Linked DNA regions of Homo sapiens: region 2 is linked to region 1. Evidence: read pairs that join two places in POLR2A ChIA-PET (ENCODE). Cell type or tissue: B cell. All regions are shown on one strand. Each heading gives the region's core, and the rest is flanking DNA. Links, peaks and the distances in the headings are about the cores only. Region 1 overlaps LOC100130987 (a long non-coding RNA gene). Region 2 holds the start of PITPNM1 (phosphatidylinositol transfer protein membrane associated 1).

Region 1 (14,067 bases), core at 7,566-11,565:
TTTTGACACAGAGTCTCACTCTGTCACTCAGGCTGAAATGCAGTGGGATGATCTTGGCTCACTGCAACCTCTGCCTCCAGGGTTCAAGCAATTCTCGTGCCTCAGTCTCCCAAGTAGCTGGGATTAGAGGTACCCACCACCATTCCCGGCTAATTTTTGTATTTTTGGTAGAGACGGGGTTTTACCATGTTGGCCAGGCTGCTCTTGAACTCCTGACCTTAAGTGATTCACTCGCCTCAGACTCCCAAAATGCTGGGATTACAGGCATGAGACACTGTGCCCGGCCTGGAGTAGCTGTATTAACATAAAAGTAGGTGAAATTATTTATAATTAAATAAAATGAAGTCTCCAGGAAGATGTGCCACATGTGGCTTATGGCTGCTTTCAGGTACCCCTGATACATCTACTATACCACCTCACTCAGTTTGAACAGCACTTCAGAAATACTAAAAAGCATATATATATATATATATATATATATATATATATATATATATATATTTTTTTTTTTTTTTTTTTTTTTTTTTTGAGAAAGGGTCTTGCTCTGTTGCCCAAGCTGGAGCACAGTGGTGCAATCATGGCTCACTGCAGCCTCAAACTCCCAGGTTCAAGCCATCTTCCTGCCTTGGTCTCCCAAGTAACTGGGACTATAGGCACGTGTCATACACAGCTAATTAAAAAAAAATTTTTTTTTTTTTTTAGAGAGATAGTCCTGCTATGTTGCCCAGGCTGGTCTCAAACACCTGAGGCCAAATAATCCTCCTGCCTTGGCCTCCTAAAGTATTGGGATTACAGGAGTGAACTGCCACACCCAGCCAGAGAATAGTGTTCTAGACTAAGGGAATGAGCTGAACAAAGGCAAGCAGGAGGGAATTATGTGTGTGCCACAGGCTAGGTGCACAGAGCTGTGAAGTATATACCACAGAGGTTTCCACATAAAATCATAAAAAACTAGCATTTGGCTGGGAGCGGTGGCTCATGCCTGTAATCCCAGCACTTTGGGAGGCCGAGGCGGGTGGATCACCTGAGGTTGGGAGTTCGAGACCAGCCTGACAAACGTGGAGAAACCCTGTCTCTACTAAAAATACAAAATTAGCTGGGCGTGGTGGTGCATGCCTGTAATTCCAGCTACTCAGGAGGCTGAGGCAGGAGAATCACTTGAACCGGGGAGGCGGAGGTTGCAGTGATGCAGTAACCAAGATCGCGCCACTGCACTCCAGCCTGGGTAACAAGAGCGAAGCTCCATCTCAAAAAAAATAAAAATAAATAAAATAAAGGGACAAAGAACTATAAGAGATGTTGCAAAAGAAGTTGGCAAAACTTGCATTTGGTAAGGGAAGAATGGGGAGGAGGTGTCAAATATGACTCAGGTTTTGAGCTTGGGTGGGTGAGAGAATGCTGATGCCATGGGAAGAAAAATGGAAACTGGGAGGGGGAAGACAGGCTCAATTTTATACATGCTTGGTTTGAGATGACGACAGGACACCAAATGGAAACATCTGGTAGGAAATGGAAACAGAGCTCAAGTCCAGCAGAGAGGTCAGGGGAGGGGCAGTATCCAGGGGACAAGGAAATCACCTGCATAGAACTGACCTATGCGCACAGATGAAAGATTCAAGAGAGACAGTCAAAGAGAAGACCAAGCATGGCACCTGGGAAAATTCTCTCTAGAAAATGGTGGAAGAAGATCCAGCAAACCAGAGGGGAAGAGTGCTCAGAGTGGCAGGAGAACCAAGGCAGAGCAGTGTCCCAGAGGTCACCGGTGTGATGCTGCAGAGACATCAAGGAAGACACTGTCAGGAAGCATGGAGGGGACTTGCCCTCAATTCCATTCCTCCATTTCCCACTTCCCGCTATCCTCGTTTTGTAGTTCTCTCGAGTGTCTTTGGCTGTCATGGTAACTACCAGTACCACACCCCTCTATGAAGGCCACACTGATTCATTCTTTATTGACTCAGGTGTGGCAACATTTATCCACCCTCAGACAAACTCACTAGTAGCTTGAAGGTTTAAGGAGCTAATTTACCAAGAAACTAAAGTCAACACAGGAAAGAAGCAAGTTTCTGAACTGGTCTAGAAACAGAAGAAAACTACAACAGTGCCAGCTTGAGGCCAATTTGGGTTACTGCCACCTCTGGGACTCAAGAGATTCTCAAAATGATTCCTGGTTTTCCACGCAGTTTATCCACCTGAGTCTATCCACCTGAGTCCTAAGCTAGAAAACCATAACTTTGTGCTAGTCATGGCAGATGCAAATGATTAGAACCCCAGGCCCTAAGCCCCAAGAGCTCACTGTAGTAGGGAGACAGAAAACAGACGCGCAAGTATACTTCAAACAATGCTGCAAGACAGGCATGGGCCTGGCCTATGACAACCTTCAGCTGAGTATGTAAGGACGAGTAGGGGTGCCCTCCAGGTGAACAAGTGATGGTAGACCATGTGTTGGCATCTGAGATCTGAGTCCTTCTTAAGCCCAACTTTGGTCCTTTGTCTCTTGAAGGAAAAGGCATCTCCTAGGAGCTCCCTCTGGGATGTGAGCCTCCATCCTGACCTCGTGGATGCCCCTTCACCTCACCTAGAGGCGCCAATGGTTCCTATGCCTGCAGGCCCTGCCCTTGACTGCAGGATGTTTTTCACTCTGTGCAGCCTTCCCTGAAGAGAGTTAAGGATTTCCCCTCTGCTTCCCACGGTAACCTGTTTCTGTTTTATTACAGCATGTCACATTGCCACAACAATACGCTTCATTGTTTTCAGTGCTAGAGAATATTTTATCTCTGCTGGTGTATACCTAACACAAGGTTGGCTACATAGTAAGCGCTCAAAGCTGGCTGAGGTTGGTCATAGTGGCTTACCCCTGTAATCCTAGCACTTTGGGAGGCTGAGGAAAGAGGATCACTTGAGCCCAGGAGTTTGAGACCAGCCTGGGCAACAAAGGGGTATCCTGTCTCTACAAAAAACAAAAAAAAACTAAAAATTAGCTCGGTGTGGCACACGCCTGTGGCCCCAGATAGTGGGGCTGAGGCAGGAGGATCACTTGAGCCCATGAAGTTGAAATGCAGTGAGCCATATTCCCACTACAGCACTCCAGCCTGAGCAACACAGCAAGACCCTGTGTAAAAAAAAAAAAAAAAAAAAAAAAAAAGCTGACCAAATCGTCCCACTTCACTCACATCTACTTTTTTTTTTGAAACAAACTCTTGCTCTATCCCCCAGGCTGGAGTGCAGTGGCATAATCTTGGCTCACAGCAACCTCTGCCTCCCAGGTTCAAGGGATTCTCTTGCCTCAGCCTCCCGAGTAGCTGGGATTACAGGCAGGCACCACCATGCCCAGCTAATTTTATATTTTTAGTAGAGACGGGGTATCACCATGTTGACCAGACTGGGCTCGAACTCCTGACCTCAGGTGATCTGCCCACGTCGGCCTCCCAAAGTGCTGGGATTACAGGTGTGAGCCACTGTGCCCAGCCTACTCACACGTACTTTTTGATCCTGTCTAGCCCGTGAGAATCATTTGTGTGAGAGTTGTAAATGCAACTCTTTGGGCTCTAAGTCACTTCTCCATAGGAGTTGTGTGGCCTTGATGGCAGGAGCCATCTTCTCCTAAGGCCTTCTCAGTGAGGAAGGCATCAAAGCTGTCAACTGCAGAAGCAGGCCCTTTTCGTTTCCTGTTTTGAAGCCTGTGCCTCCAGTGGGCTGGCCATGGAGTGCTTAGCTGAGGTCCTCTGAGGTGCAGAGTAGAGACAGTCATCATTGCAGTGAGCCATCCAGCCCACCTCTCCACATGCTCTCGGGAGAATGGCTGGCCAGGATCTGACTATTCTAGTTCTGCAATGCTGGAGTATACACTTGTACAACTCCAAGGACACTAATTTGGCATTATATATCAAAATTATAAATGCACCTATCCTTTTCAGTCTATATCTAGAAATTTATCCTACAGATACGTTGGTATATGTAAAATAACATATGTAAGGTTATTTATTATAAAACTCTTTGTAATAGCAAAGAACATAAATAGCCTAAAAGTCTGTCATCCATAAGAGACTGGGCCAGGTGCGGTGGTTCACACCTGTAATCCCAAATATTTGGGGGGCCAAGGTGGGAGGTTGCTTGAGGCCAAGGGTTCAAGTCCAGCCCAGGTAACATAGCAAAATCTTGTCTCTACAAAAACTGTTAAAAATTAGCCCACTGTGGCGGCTTGCACCTGTGGTTCCAGCTACTCGGGAGGCTGACGTTGGGGAGGACCCCTTGAGCCTGGTAGGTTGAGGCTGTAATGAGGTGTGACTGTACCACTGTACTCCAGCCTAGGTGACAGAGCAAGACTCTGTCTCCAAAAAAAAATAAGGGCCAAGTGCAGTGGCTCATGCCTATAATCCCAGCATGTTGGGAGGCCAAGGCAGGAGGATTGCTTAAGCTCAAGAGAATTTGAGACCAGTCTGGGGCAACAGAGTGAAACACCATCTCTATGTGGAAAAAAAAAAAATTAATTAATTCTCGTTATGTTGCCCAGGATGGTCTTGAACTCCTGGACTCAAGCAATCTTCCTGCCTCAGCCTCCCAAAGTGCTGGGATTACTGGCATGAGCCACCATGCCTGGCCAAGTTCATTCACTTTTGTTGCTGAATAATATTCCATTGTGTATTGGCCGGGCACAGTGGCTCACACCTGTAATCCCAGCACTTTGGGAAGCCAAGGCGGGCAGATCATGAGGTCAGGAGTTCAAGACCAGCCTGACCACCATGGGGAAACCCCGTCTCTACTAAAAATACAAAAAAAATTAACCAGGTGTGGTGACGCGCGCTTGTAATTCCAGCTACTCAGGAGGCTGAGGCAGGAAAATTGCTTGAACCTTTGAGGCAGAGGTTGCAGTGAGCCGAGATCGTGCCACCACACTCTAGCCTGGATGACAGAGCAAGACTCCGTCTCAAAAAAAAAAAAAAAAAAAAAAATCCATTGTGTGAATATACTAAAATGTATTTATCCCATTTATCAGCTGATGAACATTTGGGTTGTTTCCAGTTTTAGACTCTGATGGATGGAGCTGTTATAAACATTCATGTACAAGTCTTTGTGTGGGCAGGTTTTCATTTTTTCTTGGCTATATGCCAAAGAATCATATTGCTACATTATATATCATATATATATATTTGACTTTAGAGTAAACTGCCAGTCTGTTTTCCGAAGTGGTTCTACCATTTTATTTTTTTGAGATGGAGTATTGCTCTGTCACCCAGGCTGGAGTGCAATGGCACAATCAAAGTTTACTGCAGCCTCAAACTTTTGGGCTTAAGCAATCCTCCCACCTCAGCCTCCAGAGTAGCTGGTACTGGAGGTGTGAGCTGCTGTGTCTGGCCATGCTCTATTGTTTTCTTTGCTGTGCAGAAGCTTTTTGTTTGATGTAATCCCATTGGTCTACTTTTGCTTTGGTTGCCTGTGCTTTTGAGGTCCTATCTCAAAAATCCTTGCCTAGGTCAATGTCAGGAAGCATTTCTCCTGTGTTTTCTTCTAGTAGTTTTATAGTTTGAGGTCTTATATTTAAGTCTTTAATCCATTTTGAGTTAATTTTTGTCATTCTTCTGAATGTGGATATCCAGTTTTCCCAGCACCACTTATTGAAGAGACCATCTTTTCCCCAATGTATATTCTTGGCACCTTTACTGAAAATCAGTTGTGTGAATTTATTTCTGGGTTATCTATACTGTTCCACTGGTCTATGTGTATGTTTTTATGACTGTACCATGCTGTTTTGGTTACTATAGCTTTGTAGTATATTTTGAACTCAGGTAGTATGATGCCTCCAGCTTTGTTATTTTTGCTTAGGATTGCTTTGGCTATTTGGGGTCTTTAGTGGTTCCAGATAAAATTTTTGGAATTTTTTTTTTTTTTGAGACAGAGTCTCGCTTTGTCACCCTAGCTGGAGTGCAGTGGGGCGATCTTGGATCACTGCAACCTCTGCCTCCCAGGTTCAAGGGATTCTCCTGCCTCAGCCTCCCGAGTAGCTGGGATTTCAGGCGCGTGCCACCACACCTGGCTAATTTTTGTATTTTTAGTAGAGATGGGGTTTCACCACGTTGGCCAGGCTGGTCTCAAAATTCTTGACCTCAAGCAATCCACCTGCCTTCCTCGGCCTCCCAACGTGCTGGGATCATAGGCGTGAGCCACTGCACCCGGCCAGAATTTTTTTCATAATAGTATCTTTAGAAGAACGAAAGTTTTAAAATGTGTGTGTGTGTGCGTGTGTGTCTGTGTGTGTGATGGAGTTTTGCTCTTGTTGCCTAGGCTGGAGTGCAATGGCGTGATCTTGGCTCACCTGGAACCTCCGCCTCCTGGGTTTAGGCGATTCTCCTACCTCAGCCTCCCACGTAGCTGGGATTACAGGCATGTGCCACCATGCCCAGCTAATTTTTGTATTTTTAGTAGAGACAGGATTTCACCATGTTGGCCAGGCTGGTCTCAAACTCCTGACCTCGCATAATCCACCTGTGTCGGCCTCCCAAAGTGCTAGGATTACAGGCATCAGTCACCACACCCGGCCCAAAGTTTTAAATTTTGATGAAATCCAATTTATCATTTTTTTTGTTACTGCTTTTTATGTCCTAAGAAATGTTTACCTACCCCAAAGTAACAAATATTTTCTATTTTTTTCTAGATATTTCATTGTTTTAGCTTTTACATTTAGGTTTAGGATCTATTTTTAATTTCACTGTTTCATTCCTGATAATTGGGGATTTATATTTTCTCTATTTTCTTAGTCTTACTAGGGACTTAACAATTTCATTTTATTTTATTTTATTTTATTTTATTTTATTTTATTTTTGGAGACAGAGTCTTGCTCTGTTGCCCAGGCTGGAGTGCAGTAGCGCAATCGTGGCTCACTGCAACCTCTGCCTCCTGGGTTCAAGCAATTCTCTGCCTCATCCTTCTGAGTAGCCAGGATTACAGGTGCCCGCCACCATGCCCAGCTAATTTTTGTATTTTTAGTAGAGACAGGGTTTCACCATGTTGGCCAGGCTGGTCTTGAAATCCTGACCTTGTGATCCACCATCCTCGGCCTCCCAAAGTGCTGGGATTACAAGTGTGAGCCACTGCGCCCAGCCTCAATTTTATTAACTTATTTCAAGAAACTAACTTTTGGTGGATATACAGTTCCAGCCCCATTTGCTCAAAGACCTTTTACCCACTTAATTACGTTGGCACTGTCATCAAAAATAATTTGGCCATGGCCAGGTGCAGTGGCTCATGCCTGTAATCCCAGCACTTTGGGAGGCTGAGGAGGGTGGATCACGAGGTCAGGAGATTGAGACCATCCTGGCTAACACCGTGAAACCCTGTCTGTACTAAAAATACAAAAAAAATTAGCCGGACGTGGTGGCGGATGCCTGTAGTCCCAGCTGCTTGGGAGGCTGAGGCAGGAGAATGGCGTGAACCCAGGAGGCGGAGCTTGCAGTGAGCCGAGATTGTGCCACTGCACTCCAGCCTGGGCGACAGAGCAAGACTCCGTCTCAATAAAAAAAAAATAATGATAATAATTTGGCCATGTAAGTGTGGGACTACTGCTAAACTCTCTTTCGCATTGATGTGTTTATCTCAACATCACACTGTCTTGATTTGTGTAGCTTCACAATAAAGCTTGAAATCATATAGAGTTAGTTAGTTTTTAAAAACTGGTGTTTTTTTGTTTCCTTTTGTTTGCAGAGACAGGGTCTCACTATGTCACCCAGGCTGGTCTGTGGTCTGGAACTCCTGGATTCAAGCGATCCTCCTGCCTCAGCCTCCCAAAGTGCTGGGACTATAGTCATATGCCATGGTACCCAGCCTAGTTTTAAGTGTAGAGGTCTTGCTTATCTTTGGCTAAATTTATTCCTAACAAGGTTTTTATTCTATTAAAAGTGGATTTTAAAAAAATTTTCATTTTCCCATTGTTTGTTGCTAGAACATAGAAATAGAAATGGTTTTTGTATATTCACTTTGTATCCTGTTACCTTGGTAAATCCACTTCATTCTAGTGGTTTTTAAAAGATTCTGGCCAGGCACAGTGGTTCACGCCTGTACTCCCAGCAGTTTGGGAGGCCAAGGCAAGTGAATTGCTTGAGCTCAGGAGTTCGAGGCCAACCTAAGAAACATGGCGAAACCCCATCTTTACAAAGAAGTACGAAAAATTAGCCAGGCATGGTGGCACCCACCTGTAGTCCCAGCTACTTCTGAGGCTGGAGTGGGAGAATCACCTGAGCCCCAGAGGTGGAGTGAGCCATGATTGCCACTGCACTCCAGTTTGGGCAAGAGAGTAAGACCCTGTCTCAAAAATAAATAATAAATAAAACATTTTTAAAAGGGGTTATTTCATTCAAGTTGTCAAATTTATTTCCATAAAGTTGTTCACAATAAATACTCCTTTTTATCATCTTAATACATAACAATCTAAACTGATATCTACTCTTTCATTACTAATAATTGGTAATTTTTTTTTTTTGAGACAAGATCTTGCTCTGTTGCCCTGGAGTACAGTGGCATGATCTCGGCTCACTGCAGGCTCCACCTCCCAGGTTCAAGTGATTCTCATGCCTCAGCCTCCCAAGTAGCTGGGATTACAGGTGTGCACCACCACGCCTGGCTAATTTTTTGTACTTTTAGTAGAGAAGGGGTTTCACCATGTTGGTCAGGCTAGTCTTGAATTCCTGGCCTCAAGTAATCCACCGGCCTTGGCCTCCCAAAGTGTTGGGAATACAGGTGTGAGCCACCATGCTCAGCCTGTATTTTTTTTTAATCAGTCTTGATACGGTTTTATCAATTTTATTATTTTTTCAAAGAATCAACTTTTCGCTTTGCTATTTTTCTCTGGTGTGTGTGTGTGTGTGTGTGTGTGTGTGTGTGTGTGTGTGTGTATTTATGTATTTTCTTTTTTTTTTTTTTGACAGGGTGTTATTCTGTCATCCAAGCTGGACTGCAGTGGTGCAATCATGGCTCACTGCAGCCTCTATCTCCCAGGCTCAAGGGTTCCTCCCACCTCAGCCTCCCAAGTAGCTGTGACTACAGGCATGCCCCACCACACTGAGCTAATTTTTTAAATTTACTTTTTGTAGAGATGGGGTCTCACTATGCCAGGCTAGTCTTGAACTCCTGGGCTCAGGCGATCCTCTTGCCTTAGCCTCCCAGAGTGCTGGAATTACAGGCATAAGCCACTGCTCCCAACCTCTGTGTGTTTTCTATTTCATTAACTTCTGCTCATCATTATTTCCTTCCTTTGGACTTAACTTGTTCTTTTTCTAGCTTATTTTATTTTCTTCTTCTTAGGCCGGATGCCATGGCTTACCCTGTAATCCCAGCACTTTGAGAGGCCGAGGCGGGCGGATCACTTGAGGTCAGGAGTTCGAGACCAGCCTGACCAACATGGAGAAACCCCGTCTCTACTAAAAATACAAAATTAGCTGGGTGTGGTGGCACATGCCTGTAATCCCAGCTATTTGGGAGGCTGAGGCAGGAGAATCACTTGAACCCGGGAGGCAGAGTTTGCGGTGAGCCAAGATCGTACCATCGCACACCAGCCTGGGCAACAAGAGTGAAACTCCGTCTCAAAAAATAAAATAAAATAAAATATTTTCTTCTTTTTTTGACAGGGTCTATGTCACCAAGGCTGGTCTCGAACTCCTATGCTCAATCTTTCCACCTCAGCCCCATGAGTAGCTGGGACTACAGGTGCACAGCACTGTGCTGTTTCTTTTCTTTTCTTCTTCTTTTTTTTTTTTTTGCACTATAATCCACATAATATAAAATTCACCATTTTTAAAATTAATTTATTTTTTGAGACAGGGTCTTGCTCTGTCTCCTGAGCTGGAGAGCAGTGGCAGGATTGCGGCTCACTGCAGCCTTGACCTCCCAGGCTCAAGCAATTCTCCAGCCTCAGCCTCCCAAGCAGCTGGGACTACAGGCACGCACCACCACGCCAGGCTAATTTTTGTATTTTTTGTGGAGATGGGATTTTGCTATGTTGCCTAAGCTGGTCTCGAACTCCTGAACTCAAGCCATCTACCCGCCTCGGCTTCCCAAAACGCTGGGACTATAGGCATGAGCCAACATGCCCAGCCTCTAAAATTCACAATTTTAAAGTGTAAAATTCAGTGATTTTTAGTATATTCACTATGTTGTGCAACCATTACCATATCTAATTCTGTAACATCTTCATCAACCCAGAAAGAAACCTGTGCTTAATGGCAGTCAGTTCCAATTCCTCCCTGGCAACCACTAATCTGCTTTCTGTCTATATGGATCTGTCTATTCTAAAATTTTCATTTTTATAATTAATTTTTTACAATTTTTTTTGAGGCAGGGTCTCACTTTGTTGCCCAAGCTGGAGTGTAGTAGTGCTTACTGCAGTCTTGGCCTCCTGGCTCAAGGGTTCTCATGCCTCAAGATTACAGGTGTATGTCACCACGCCTGGCTAATTTTTTATTTTTTGTAGAGAGGATCTCATTATGTTGCCCACGCTGATCTCCTGGGCTCAAGCAATCCTCCCACTTCAATCTCCCAAAGTGCTGGGATTACAGGCATGAGCTACCATACCCAGCCCTGAAAATTTCATATAAATGGAATCATTTTGTGTCTGCTTTTCTTCACTTAGCATAAGGTTTTCAAGGTTTATCCATCTTGTAGCATATAACCACTTCATTCCTTTTCATGGCTGAATAATATTCCATTATAGGGATATACCACATTTTGTTTATTCATTCGTGAATGGACAGTTGGATTGCTTCCACATTTTGGCTAACACTGTTATGAACATTTGTGTACACATTTTTCTATGAACATGTTTTTGATTCTCCTGCGTATATACCAGGGAGTAGAACTGCTGGGTCATATGGTAATTCTATTTAACTTTTGGAGAAACTGCCAAACTTCTTATAGCTTCTTAAGGTAGAAACATAGAATTATTAATTTAAACCTTTCCACTGGGCACGGTGGCTCATGCCTGTAATCCCAGCACTTTGGGAAGCCAAGGTGGGTGGATCACTTGAAGCCAGGAGTTTGGGGCATGAGAATCGCTTGAACCTGGGAGGCAGAGGTTGCAGTGAACCGAGATCCCACCACTGCACTCCAGTGTCCCACTCTGTCCCTCTGACCACTGCCCCCCCAAATTTAAACCTTTCTCTTTTCTCATGTAGGTACTTTAAGTTATCCACTTTCCTTTAAGTACTTCTTTAGCTGCACCACACATATTTTGATATTCTGTGCCTTCATATGCTACAGTTTGAAATATTTTCTCATTTGTGTTTTCTTCTTTGATTCATTAGTTATACAGAAATACTTTTTTTTTTTTTTTGAGACAGAGTTTCACTCTTGTCACCCAGGCTGGAGTGCAATGGCATGTTCTCAGCTCACTGCAACCTCTGCCTCTTGGGTTCAAGTGATTCTCCTGCCTCACCCTCTTGAGTAGCTGGGACTACAGGTATGTGTCAACATGCCTGGCTAATTTTATTTTTTGTAGCGACAGGATCTCGCTATATTGCCCAGGCTGGTCTCAAACTCCTGGCCTCAAGCAATCCTCCCTCCTCGGCCTCCCAAAGTGCTGGGATTACAGGTGTGAGCCACCATACCTGGCCTAAAAATATATTCTTTGGAAATATATTCTTTAATTTCTAAACATTTGGGGACTTTCTAGATATGTTACTATTAATATTATTTGTCTCTAATTTAACTTCATTGTGATCAGATGATCAGAGAGTATTCTGTAAGGTTGTCTGGGGTTTTTTCCCTTTTTTTTTTTTTTTTAAATAGAGACAGGGTCTCACTCTTTAACCAGGCTGGAGTGCAGTGGCACAATCATACTCACTGCAGCGTCCAACTCCTTAGGCTCAATCTTCCCACTTCAGTCTCCCAAGTAGCTGGGACTATAGGCACGTGCTACCATGCTCAGCTAAGTTTTTTACTTTTTATGGAGATGGGGTCTATCTATTTAATATGTTGCCCAGGTTGGTCTTGAATTTCTGGCCTTAAGCAATGATTTTAATCTTTAGAAATATATTGAGACTTATCTTATGGCCCAGATATAATCTAGCTTGGCTAATGTTCTATGTGTGCTTGAAAAAAAATGTAATCCCAGCACTTGGGATGGTGAAGTGGGCGGATCACCTGCAGTTATTTGGTGGAGTTTCTTGAATGTCAACTATATCAAATTGGTTGATGGTATTTTTCAGGTTTTCTATATGCAGCTGCTTTTTTGTCTAGTTGTTCTATTAATTGCCAAAAGAAGGTTTTCTTTTTTTTGAGATGGAGTTTCACTTTTGTCCCCTAGGCTGGAGTACGATGGCATGATCTTGGCTCACTGCAACCTCTGCCTCTGGGGTTCAAGTGATTCTCCTGCCTCGGCCCCCCCGAGTAGCTGGGATTACAGTCGCCTGCCACCACGCCTGGCTAATTTTTCTATTTTTCGTAGACATGGGGTTTCACCATGTTGGCCAGGCTAGTCTAGAACTCCTGACCTCAGGTGATCCACCTGCTCTGGCCTCCCAAAGTGCTGGGATTACAGGCATGAGCCACCGCGCCCAGCCCAAAAGGTTTTCAAATCTCTGACAATTGTGCATTTGTTGGTTACTTATTTATTTATTTATTTAGAGATGGAGTCTCACTCTGTCGCCCAGGCTGGAGTGCAGTGGCACAATCTTGGCTCACTGCAACCTCCACCTCCCAGGTTCAAGCGATTCTCCTGCCTCAGCCTCCCAAGTAGCTGGGATTACAGGCCTGCGCCACCAGGCCTGGCTAATTTTTGCATTTTTAGTACAGATGGGGTTTCACCATGTTGTTCAGGCTGGTCTCAAACTCCTGACCTTGTGATCCGCCCGCCTCAGCCTCCCAAAGTGCTGGGATTACAGGTGTGAGCCACAACACCTGGCCTATTTATTTATTTATTGAGACAAGGTCTGGCTCTATTGCCCAGGCTGGAGTGCAGTGGTGAGATCCTGCCTTATTGCAACCTCCACCTCCCAGGCTCAAGCGATCCCTCAGCCTCCCGAATAGCTAGGACTACAGGCGCCCGCCACCACGCTCAGCTAATTTTTTTTTTTGAGATGAAGTCTCGCTGTATTGCCCAGGCGGAAGTGCAATGATGCGATCTTGGCTCACTGCAACCTCCACCTCCCAGGTTCAAGCAATTCTCCTGCCTCAGCCTCCCGAGTCGCTGGGATTACAGGTGCCCACCACCACGCCTGGCTAATTTCTTTGTATATTTAGTAGAGATGGGGTTTCACCATGTTGGCCAGGCTGGTTTTGAACTCCTGACCTCGAGTAAGCTGCCCGCCTCGGCCTCCCAAAGTGCTGAGATTACAGGCGTGAGCCACCGCACCTGGCCTTTTTTTGTACTTTTACTAGACACAGGGTTTCACCATGTTGGCAAGGGTGGTCTCGAACTCCTGGCCTCAAGTGATCCACTCGCCTCAACCTCCCAAATCGCTGGGATTACAGCCACTGTGCCCAGCTGATTTTTCATATTTTTTTGTAGAGATGGGGTTTTTAAAAATTAATTAATTAATTAATTTTTTGAAACAGAATCTTGCTCTGTGGCCCAGGCTGGAGTGCAGTGGCACGATCTTGGGTCACTGCAACCTCTGCCTTCCGGATTCAAGCGATTCTCTTGCCTCAGCCTCCCAAGTAGCTGGAATTACAGGTGTGCACCACCATGCCTGGCTAATTTTTGTATTTTTAGTAGAGACAGGGTTTCACCATGTTGGCCAGACTGGTCTCAAACTCCTGACCTCAGGTGATCTGCCCACCTCGCCTCCCAAAGTGCTGGGATTACAGGCACAAGCCACCATGCTCAGCTGGAGATGGAGTTTTGAGGGAAGATCCTTTGAGCCTGGGAGCCCAGGAGGCTGAAGTGCAGTGAGCTGAGATCACACCACTACACTCTGGCCTGGGTGAGAATGAAACCTTGTCTCAAAAAAAGAGAAGGGGAGGGGAGGGGAGGGCAGGGGAATCATAAAAGTATATTTACTATTAAGTGGAAGTGGATCGTGATAAAGGTCTTCATCCTCGTCGCTTTCACGTTGAGTAGGCTGAGGAAGAGGAATGGTTGGTCTT
Region 2 (7,595 bases), core at 1,750-5,749, 160 kb before region 1:
GCTGAGACCCCACCCCACCCCCAGGTATCATCCATGCCCGGGCCCTAGTCAGAGAGTGCCTGGCAGAGACAGAGCGGAACGCCCGCACGTAACAGGAAGCGCCTCGGCCTCAGCGTCTGGACCTATCCGGCCACTGCAGAGCACCCGCTTCTCCCTGGCCTTCATCCCGAGTTGCACTAACCATCCTGGGCTTCCTGTCCTGTGTCCCTTGGTGGGTCCCCTCCAGGAACCAAGGAGTGGCCCTCCAGGTGGCAGCACTAAGGACACCCCCCCACAACAAGAGTTAGCAGCGAGGTCCCCATGAGTCCCACCCATGACCTGCCGACAGTGTTGCCCACCGGAACTTTTGTGGCCCCTACCGCTCAGCCCTTCCCAGCACTTCTCCCACTTTGTCCCGAGCCTCCTTCTCCCCCAGCAGGGGCACAGGCCTGGCACCTCCCTGCCTTGTGTCCTGAGCCATAGTGACTCTTTTATCTGTGTGTCTTTTGCTAAATATGCCCTTTTTATATTAATAAAAGATGATTTGGAGTTGTGCTCTCAGCTCTGAGCCTTTCTGGGTCTGGTTCTTCAGCTAAGCCTGGGTGGGCCAGGCAGAGACAGGGGAAGAGGAGACTATGGATGGGGAGGGTGTGATTAAATGAGGTTTGACTTGCCTCTGTAGGCCATCAGCCTTTGGTGGGACCTGGGCCCTCTCCGCCCCAGCCGTGGCGCTGAGAGCCCTGGGCCTTCCTGTGGTGCCACCAGGGGGCAGCACAGGGCCTGGCTGCTTCCACAGCCCTTGGCGCTGTGGGCAGCCTGGGCCTGGAGGGCGCTTCCTCTGGATTGGCGGTGATGCCTGGCAGCATGGAAATGCCAGTTCACGTAAGCCACTCCCTCACACGCCCTAATGCCCTGACAACACCCCAGCCTCTGAATCAGCCCTGAAGGTCTCTGACTTCTCAGAGAGAAAGGGCACTGCTGCTTCCAGCACTTGGCCTCAGTGTCAAGGGGAGGGGCTGGCGGGGTGCTGCCGTCACTGCCCCAGCACCTTGTAGCAGGCTGGGTGGGATCCCATGAACCCAGCCTTGGGGTGCCTCGTGAGGCCTTTGCCCAGACTCCGGGTGGCTGGGTGACCGGACTTGTGGACCCGGAAGGCAGAGGTGGGGGAGGCTTTGTGGCACCATGCAGGGGCTAGCCCAGCCACTCACAGTGACAGCCCGTTTCTGCCTGGGCGTGTAGCTGGGTGACCATAGAGGCCTGGGGCCCTGGAGCCGAGCCCAGCCCTAGGTGGAGGCATGTCAGAGCCACCAGCTTCTGGCTAGACTGGTGGGGAGGCATTTCCTCAACCCTGGGTCCCAAATCTAAGGACTGCAGAGAGTGAGAAGAGGAGAGTGGGCCTGGGACCCCCCATATCAAACCACCCTGTGACTGCACACAGGAGGGCTGGGCTAGGGTGGAGATAGGAACTAAGAGTCTTTGGGGACCCCAATCAGCACAGAGGGACTAGGAAGAGCCAGAATTTAGGCAATGGCCTTTTTCCCACTGCCCGGGGGAAGGAAGGCAGGGGCCTCCCTCCCTGCCTCCTCCGCTGCAGGCGGGGCTGCCCGGACCCCGCCGGGGTGGGGAGGGCCAGCCGGGCCCAGGAAGGGGGCGGGGCGGCCGCAGTGACGCGGCGGGCGTCGGGGAGGGACTGCAGGGGCGCCGGCGGGCGGATCGAGAGGAAGGTCGGGGCCATGGGCCGGCACTGCGCCTCGGGAGGGTCCGGCCACCGCTGGAACCCGAGGCCGGGGCTGGGGGCGCTCCGGGCTCCGACCCACGGGCCGGCCGGCCCTGCCCGGGCTGGGTGAGGGGCGCCCGCCTCAAGCTAGAGGTGAGCCGGGGCGTCGGCAGGCGGGCCAAGAGCGCGGCAGGGGACCGGGACGCCGGCGAGCAGAGGGAAGTGGGGACAACGGGGCCTCTCGCTTGCTCGCGGGGTGCGAGTGGGGGATGGAGGGGTGCCTGCAGCGGAACCTCGGTGCCAGTCTGGGGCGCAGGTGGACGGAGCGGGTCTCCAGGGCCATGGCCCGTGGGATACCAAGTGGAGCCACTCTGGCCTCAGCCTGAGGAGGGCTCACCCCCTGGGAAGAGGACGGAGTGGCTGCCTAGGCGCGTGGAGAGCCGGCGAGGGCCAGGGGTCCAGGAAGGATGCTGGGAGGGGGAGGTCGAGGACCCGGCTGCCCAAGAAGGCAGATCTGGAGGGCGGAGGAGATTACCGGTCCCGGAAGGTAGGTTCGGGTGCAGGGCGTGGGGAACCCTGGCAGAGATGCTGGGCGCACTGGGCCACTCCGCGCAGAGACACTCGGGGAACAAAGCTCTAGGTGGACGTCCGAGAGTGGGGGACTTGGGACCCCGCCGACTCCGGGAAGGGGATGCAAGGGGCGGGTCCCCGAGGGGCCGGTCGCGGAAGGCGGGCCCGGAAGGAGGGGCCCCGGGGCTTCGGGGGCGCGCCCAGAGGGATGCCGTTTCCCGGGGTTAGGACGCGGTCGCAGCGGGAGAGGTGAGGTGGCCCTCCCGCCCGCCGGCCGGAGCCTGGCGCTCCGGGGGGCCCGCGTCAGCGCGCGGTTGCCATGGCGACGGGCGGGCGGGGGGCGGGGGCTGCGCGGAAAAGAGGTCAGCGCTCAGCCTCGCTGCGGCTCCCGGCCCCGGCGGCGCGGGCGGCGGTGCTAGGCTCGCCTCTGCCTCCCTCGTGGCGGGCCCGGACATGGGGTCCCGTGGCCTGAGTCCCTCGGCCGGCGCGCAGGGCTCGGGGCCGCGCGCAGCCTCCCCGCACTGACTGTCGCGCCGTGCCCTGCGCCAGGAGGAGCGGAGGCCGCGCGCGGCCCGCCGAGCGCCTTCAGGATGCTCATCAAGGAATACCACATTCTGCTGCCCATGAGCCTGGACGAGTACCAGGTGGCCCAGCTCTACATGATCCAGGTGAGGGCGGCGGGGAGAGGGCACCCGGGCAAGGGGTGGAGCCCTGCCGACCCCGCCAGCCCTGCCCCGGGGCTGGGACCGGCTGGGAGCCCGGAGGAGGCAAGAGAGGCCCCCCTTCAGATGTGGGAATGGGGAAGGACTGTGGGAAGAGGGGCAGGAGGGCCGAGTGGTGCTTCCCATCCGCTAAGTGCCCAGCCCTCCTCTGATCTCCTGTAATCCTCCTCAGGATCTGTAATCCCATCGGGGAAGGAAAAAGCGCCCAGGAGGCGGCAAGAATGAGGAGGGGGGCCTCCGCGGCAGAGGAAGGCGGGAGGGGGTCTGGAGAAGTGGAGGGTCCTGGCCATCCCTGGAGGTCAGGGAGATGTGGTGAGGACCAGGTGTCAAACCTGGAGCAGGGACAGGGCAGCAAGGATGGGAGGGCGAGGAGGCTCTGGTGTAGGGCAGTGAGAAGAGTGGGCCAGGGCAGGCCCTCAGCAGTGGCCGGGTTGGTGCGGGGCCTGGGGGAGTCTGCTCCAGATCTGTCCCCAGCACAGCAGGACCAGAATCTCATAAAGCAAGAGGGCCCGGACCCCGCCTCGGGCTTGAAAGGGCCATCTGAGCCCCGGAGCAATAGAAGGCAGGATCTGGGGGCTCTCAAGCTCTGAGGGGTGTGGCGGAGCTGGGATTGGGAGGCGGCCAGGGCCTCCCAGAGAGGGAGGGGGCCAGGGTCAGGGCCTCTGAGAGCTGGAGGCCCCTTTTCCTCTCCTAGTCCCTTCTTCCTTGCCAGCCACCCCGGCCTCCTTGCCACCTGCCAGCACATCCAGTATGCTCCCACCTTGGGGCTGCACTGGCTTCCCCCGGCCTTGAGCACCTCCTCCTACCTCACCTCCTTAAAGTCATGTTCAAGCCATGGTCACATTGTGTTATTAGCAAGGCCTTCCCTGACTATCAGATCAAAACTGCAGCCCCCAACCCTCATCACCTATACCCTACTCTAGGCTTTCTTTTCCTATAGCACCTAGCGCCTTCTAACACACCACATAATTTGCTTTTTCCTTTTGTCTGTCTCCTTCCACTAGAATGTAAGTTCCACGAGGGCAGGGATCTTTGTTCTATTCATCAATATATCTCAATTGATATAATCCCAAACACTGCCTGGAGTGGAGCAGACACTCAATGAATACTTGAATGACTCAACTGAGTGCTGGGTTGCAGACCCCATGCGGGGCTGGGCTGCATCTGTGATTCTGATCCCAGGGAGCTTTGGTGGGGCGGGGTCTGGTTTCAGGGAGTTGAAAAGGCTGGGACCAGGGCCCCAGAGCTGTGTAGAACACCAGGCTGAGCTGGGGATCCCAGATGCTAAGCTGGGGCTGAGCTCCCTGTCCTGCTCTCCCTTGGGCCACAGAAAAAGAGCCGGGAGGAGTCTAGTGGTGAGGGCAGCGGCGTGGAGATCCTGGCCAACCGGCCCTACACGGATGGGCCCGGGGGCAGCGGGCAATACACACACAAGGTGTACCACGTGGGCTCCCACATCCCAGGCTGGTTCCGGGCACTGCTGCCCAAGGCTGCCCTGCAGGTAGAAGAGGAATCCTGGAATGCCTACCCCTACACCCGAACCCGGTGAGTGGGTGAGCTGGGCATGGTCCGAGGCCAGGAGGGGAGCGGCCCTGGTGGGTACAGCAGTGAGCCTCACCCGTGCCTTCTGCCCAGGTACACCTGCCCTTTCGTGGAGAAATTCTCCATTGAAATTGAGACCTATTACCTGCCTGATGGGGGGCAGCAGCCAAACGTCTTCAACCTGAGCGGGGCCGAGAGGAGACAGCGCATCCTGGGTGAGGCCTGGAGCTATGGGGGGACCCTGGCGCCCCTCTCAGGCTCCTGGCTGCCTCAGTGGGCAGCCTCTGAGAAGTCCCAGCCCTCTCCAGGCCTCATGTCCTGTCTGCAAAAGGACGGGAACTGTCATCCAGTCCCAAGAGGGTGCCAGGAGCGGGGGCTCAAAGGGGCTGGCGCTGCTCAATGCTTGCCGAACTCCCTCAGACACCATCGACATCGTGCGGGATGCAGTGGCCCCAGGCGAGTACAAAGCAGAAGAGGACCCCCGGCTTTATCACTCGGTCAAGACGGGCCGAGGGCCACTGTCTGATGACTGGGCACGGACGGCGGCACAGACGGGGCCCCTTATGTGTGCCTATAAGCTGTGCAAGGTTGAGTTCCGCTACTGGGGCATGCAAGCCAAGATCGAGCAGTTCATCCATGATGTAGGTGAGCACCCAGCTGCGGGAGGTCCCACTTACCCAGCATGCCCCAGACCCCATGTTTAGGGCCAGGGATGCTCCCATCCACTGGGGACACAGAAGCAGAAAGCCATCGTTTCCATTTGAGGTGGGGAGCACTAGGGCAGAAGCGGCCGCACAGCCTAGCCAGGCATCCACAGAGCAGGAAGCTGGTAACATGATCTACAAGGTCCATACTGGCTCTGACATTCAGAAATGCTGCTGCTTCCATTAAGATTCTAAGATTCTCCATCATCCTATGAGTTAGATGAGACTTAGAGACACTCAGGAAGGTCACCGGCTCTAACTGGCAGCATGCTAAGGAGTGCAGGCTGAGGCTGTGACTCTGATGTCATTCTCTCTGGGATTCCCCACCTCCACTCCCAGTTTCTAGTGTTCCAGCCTTTGGCCCTGGTGTTCAGGAGCCCCAGTCCCACACCTCCCCTCAACCTGACCCCACCACGCCTACAATTCAGCCCTGCCTCAGTGCCCAGGTCATCTGCACACAGAGGGATGGTCCCTAGTTGGAGAGACCAGCGGCCTGGCTTCTGTCCCACTACTGACCCCCACCCCATGGTACCTCCAGCAAGGCACTGGCCATCTCTGCACTTTAAATTTCTCTTCAGTAAATGAGGAAGAGGTTGAGTCAGATATGAAGAGCTAATACTGACAGTGATTGCGACACACAGACCCATGGCTAATTACTTTTTGTGCAAGATCTCCCTTAACACCCACAACACCCCACCAGGTAATGACGATGATTATTCCCATTTTACAGGTGAGGAAATTCAGCTTAGAGAATAATGAGGACGCCTTGTCTTGCATTTGGAAAAATGCCAAAAAGCACAAATAAGAAAAATATAGCCACTACTAAGATTCCAATATATCTCCTCGCAGAAGTTTATAATTATCATTCAACCATCATTACTTTATTTCCTAGACATTTAAGAGTTTCTAACTTTTTCTTCTGCTTAAGATAAAAATATCCCAGAATGGGTATCATCTTTCGCTACAACCTTCATTGAGTGCCAACACTTCCATTAACTGTTAACACCTTCATTAACCATCAACAATTTCATTAACTGTTAAACCCTTAATTAACTGTTAATTCCTCAGAAGTCAGCAGGAAGCCAGCCAAAAGCAAGAACAAGCATTGGTCCCTGCTTCTGGAGTGATGGGGTGGGGACAGTGCTGAGAGTTAGGGTGTGCAGAGAGACAGGAAAGGCAGTGGGCGGGGGGGAGTCAGGCAGGAAGACAAATGCCCCACTTTCCACTCCCATTCCTGGACTGCACTGGCCCTGCCCTACTTTGTGGCTCTGGGTGGGTGGTGTCCCCAGGGGAGCCATTATCCAACCTCAAGGCTGGGCATGTAGCTGCGGTGGCAGGGAAGCAGGGGGAGGGGGCAGTTCTGACGCCTGGGCACCTGCAGGTCTGCGTCGGGTGATGCTGCGGGCCCACCGCCAGGCCTGGTGCTGGCAGGATGAGTGGACAGAGCTGAGCATGGCTGACATCCGGGCACTGGAAGAGGAGACTGCTCGCATGCTGGCCCAGCGCATGGCCAAGTGCAACACAGGCAGTGAGGGGTCCGAGGCCCAGCCCCCCGGGAAACCGAGCACCGAGGCCCGGTCTGCGGCCAGCAACACTGGCACCCCCGATGGGCCTGAGGCCCCCCCAGGCCCAGATGCCTCCCCCGATGCCAGCTTTGGGAAGCAGTGGTCCTCATCCTCCCGTTCCTCCTACTCATCCCAACATGGAGGTGAGGCTGGGGCACAGGGATGGGAGGAACGGCCCTCCCCAGGCTGGGCTCCTGGGCTGAGGCTGAGGCTGAGCTGGCCCGGCAGGGGCTGTGTCTCCCCAGAGCTTGTCTGAGTGGCGCATGCAGAACATTGCCCGAGACTCTGAGAACAGCTCCGAGGAAGAGTTCTTTGATGCCCACGGTCAGCACTGAGGCCCTTTTTGGGAGTGGGGATGTCCCCGAGCAGCTCCTCCCACCCCATGACACAGCCCCCTGTCCCCTCAGAAGGCTTCTCGGACAGTGAGGAGGTCTTCCCCAAGGAGATGACCAAGTGGAACTCCAATGACTTCATTGATGCCTTTGCCTCCCCAGTGGAGGCAGAGGGAACGCCAGGTAAAGATACCGCCTAGGACACCGGCCCCCAGCACCCGTGTACAGCAGGTCATGAGTTTAATGGCATCTTAAGATGAGAGGCAATCTGAAGAGGTGCTCATTAAATACATAGACGAATAATGAATGGTGGATGGATGGATGGATGGATGGATGGATGGATGGGTGGATGGATGGATGATTAGAATGTAGTCATGATTCAGACATAGCACTAAGAATGAAGGAATTAATTTGGACTCCCTGAATGCTTCACTTGAGAGGTGATGTCTATGCTGGCTTTGGAG

Evidence for each region. Peaks named below come from ENCODE experiments on the same cell type or tissue, not always from the same donor. Only the 100,000 strongest peaks of a DNase experiment are listed, where the experiment ranks them.
Region 2: POLR2A ChIA-PET joins it to region 1 with 5 read pairs; 3 of 35 experiments call an interaction of 5 or more read pairs at or near these places.

Annotation. Positions count from the first base shown.
Region 1 is chr11:67,334,068-67,348,134 of GRCh38, reverse strand. The region is part of intron 2 of LOC100130987 (a long non-coding RNA gene); the gene reads right to left. Among named protein-coding and RNA genes, the nearest start is that of POLD4, 12 kb to the left of the region's middle. In B cell, for the core only: no CTCF peak of the experiment used is centred there; no DNase peak of the experiment used is centred there.
Region 2 is chr11:67,499,442-67,507,036 of GRCh38, reverse strand. PITPNM1 (phosphatidylinositol transfer protein membrane associated 1) reads left to right here and starts at 1,674. Exons shown (of 24, transcript NM_004910.3): 1 at 1,674-1,849; 2 at 2,816-2,934; 3 at 4,319-4,533; 4 at 4,624-4,745; 5 at 4,951-5,175; 6 at 6,616-6,942; 7 at 7,028-7,123; 8 at 7,207-7,314. The coding sequence starts at 2,857. CDK2AP2 (cyclin dependent kinase 2 associated protein 2) reads left to right here. Exons shown (of 4, transcript NM_005851.5): 4 at 25-540. The coding sequence ends at 92. RefSeq lists silencers at 1,378-2,007, 2,218-2,377, 2,388-2,507, 2,588-2,687 and enhancers at 2,466-3,215, 3,216-3,965. In B cell, for the core only: no CTCF peak of the experiment used is centred there; a DNase peak (open chromatin) is centred at 3,476; H3K4me3 peaks cover 1,624 bases; H3K27ac peaks cover 745 bases.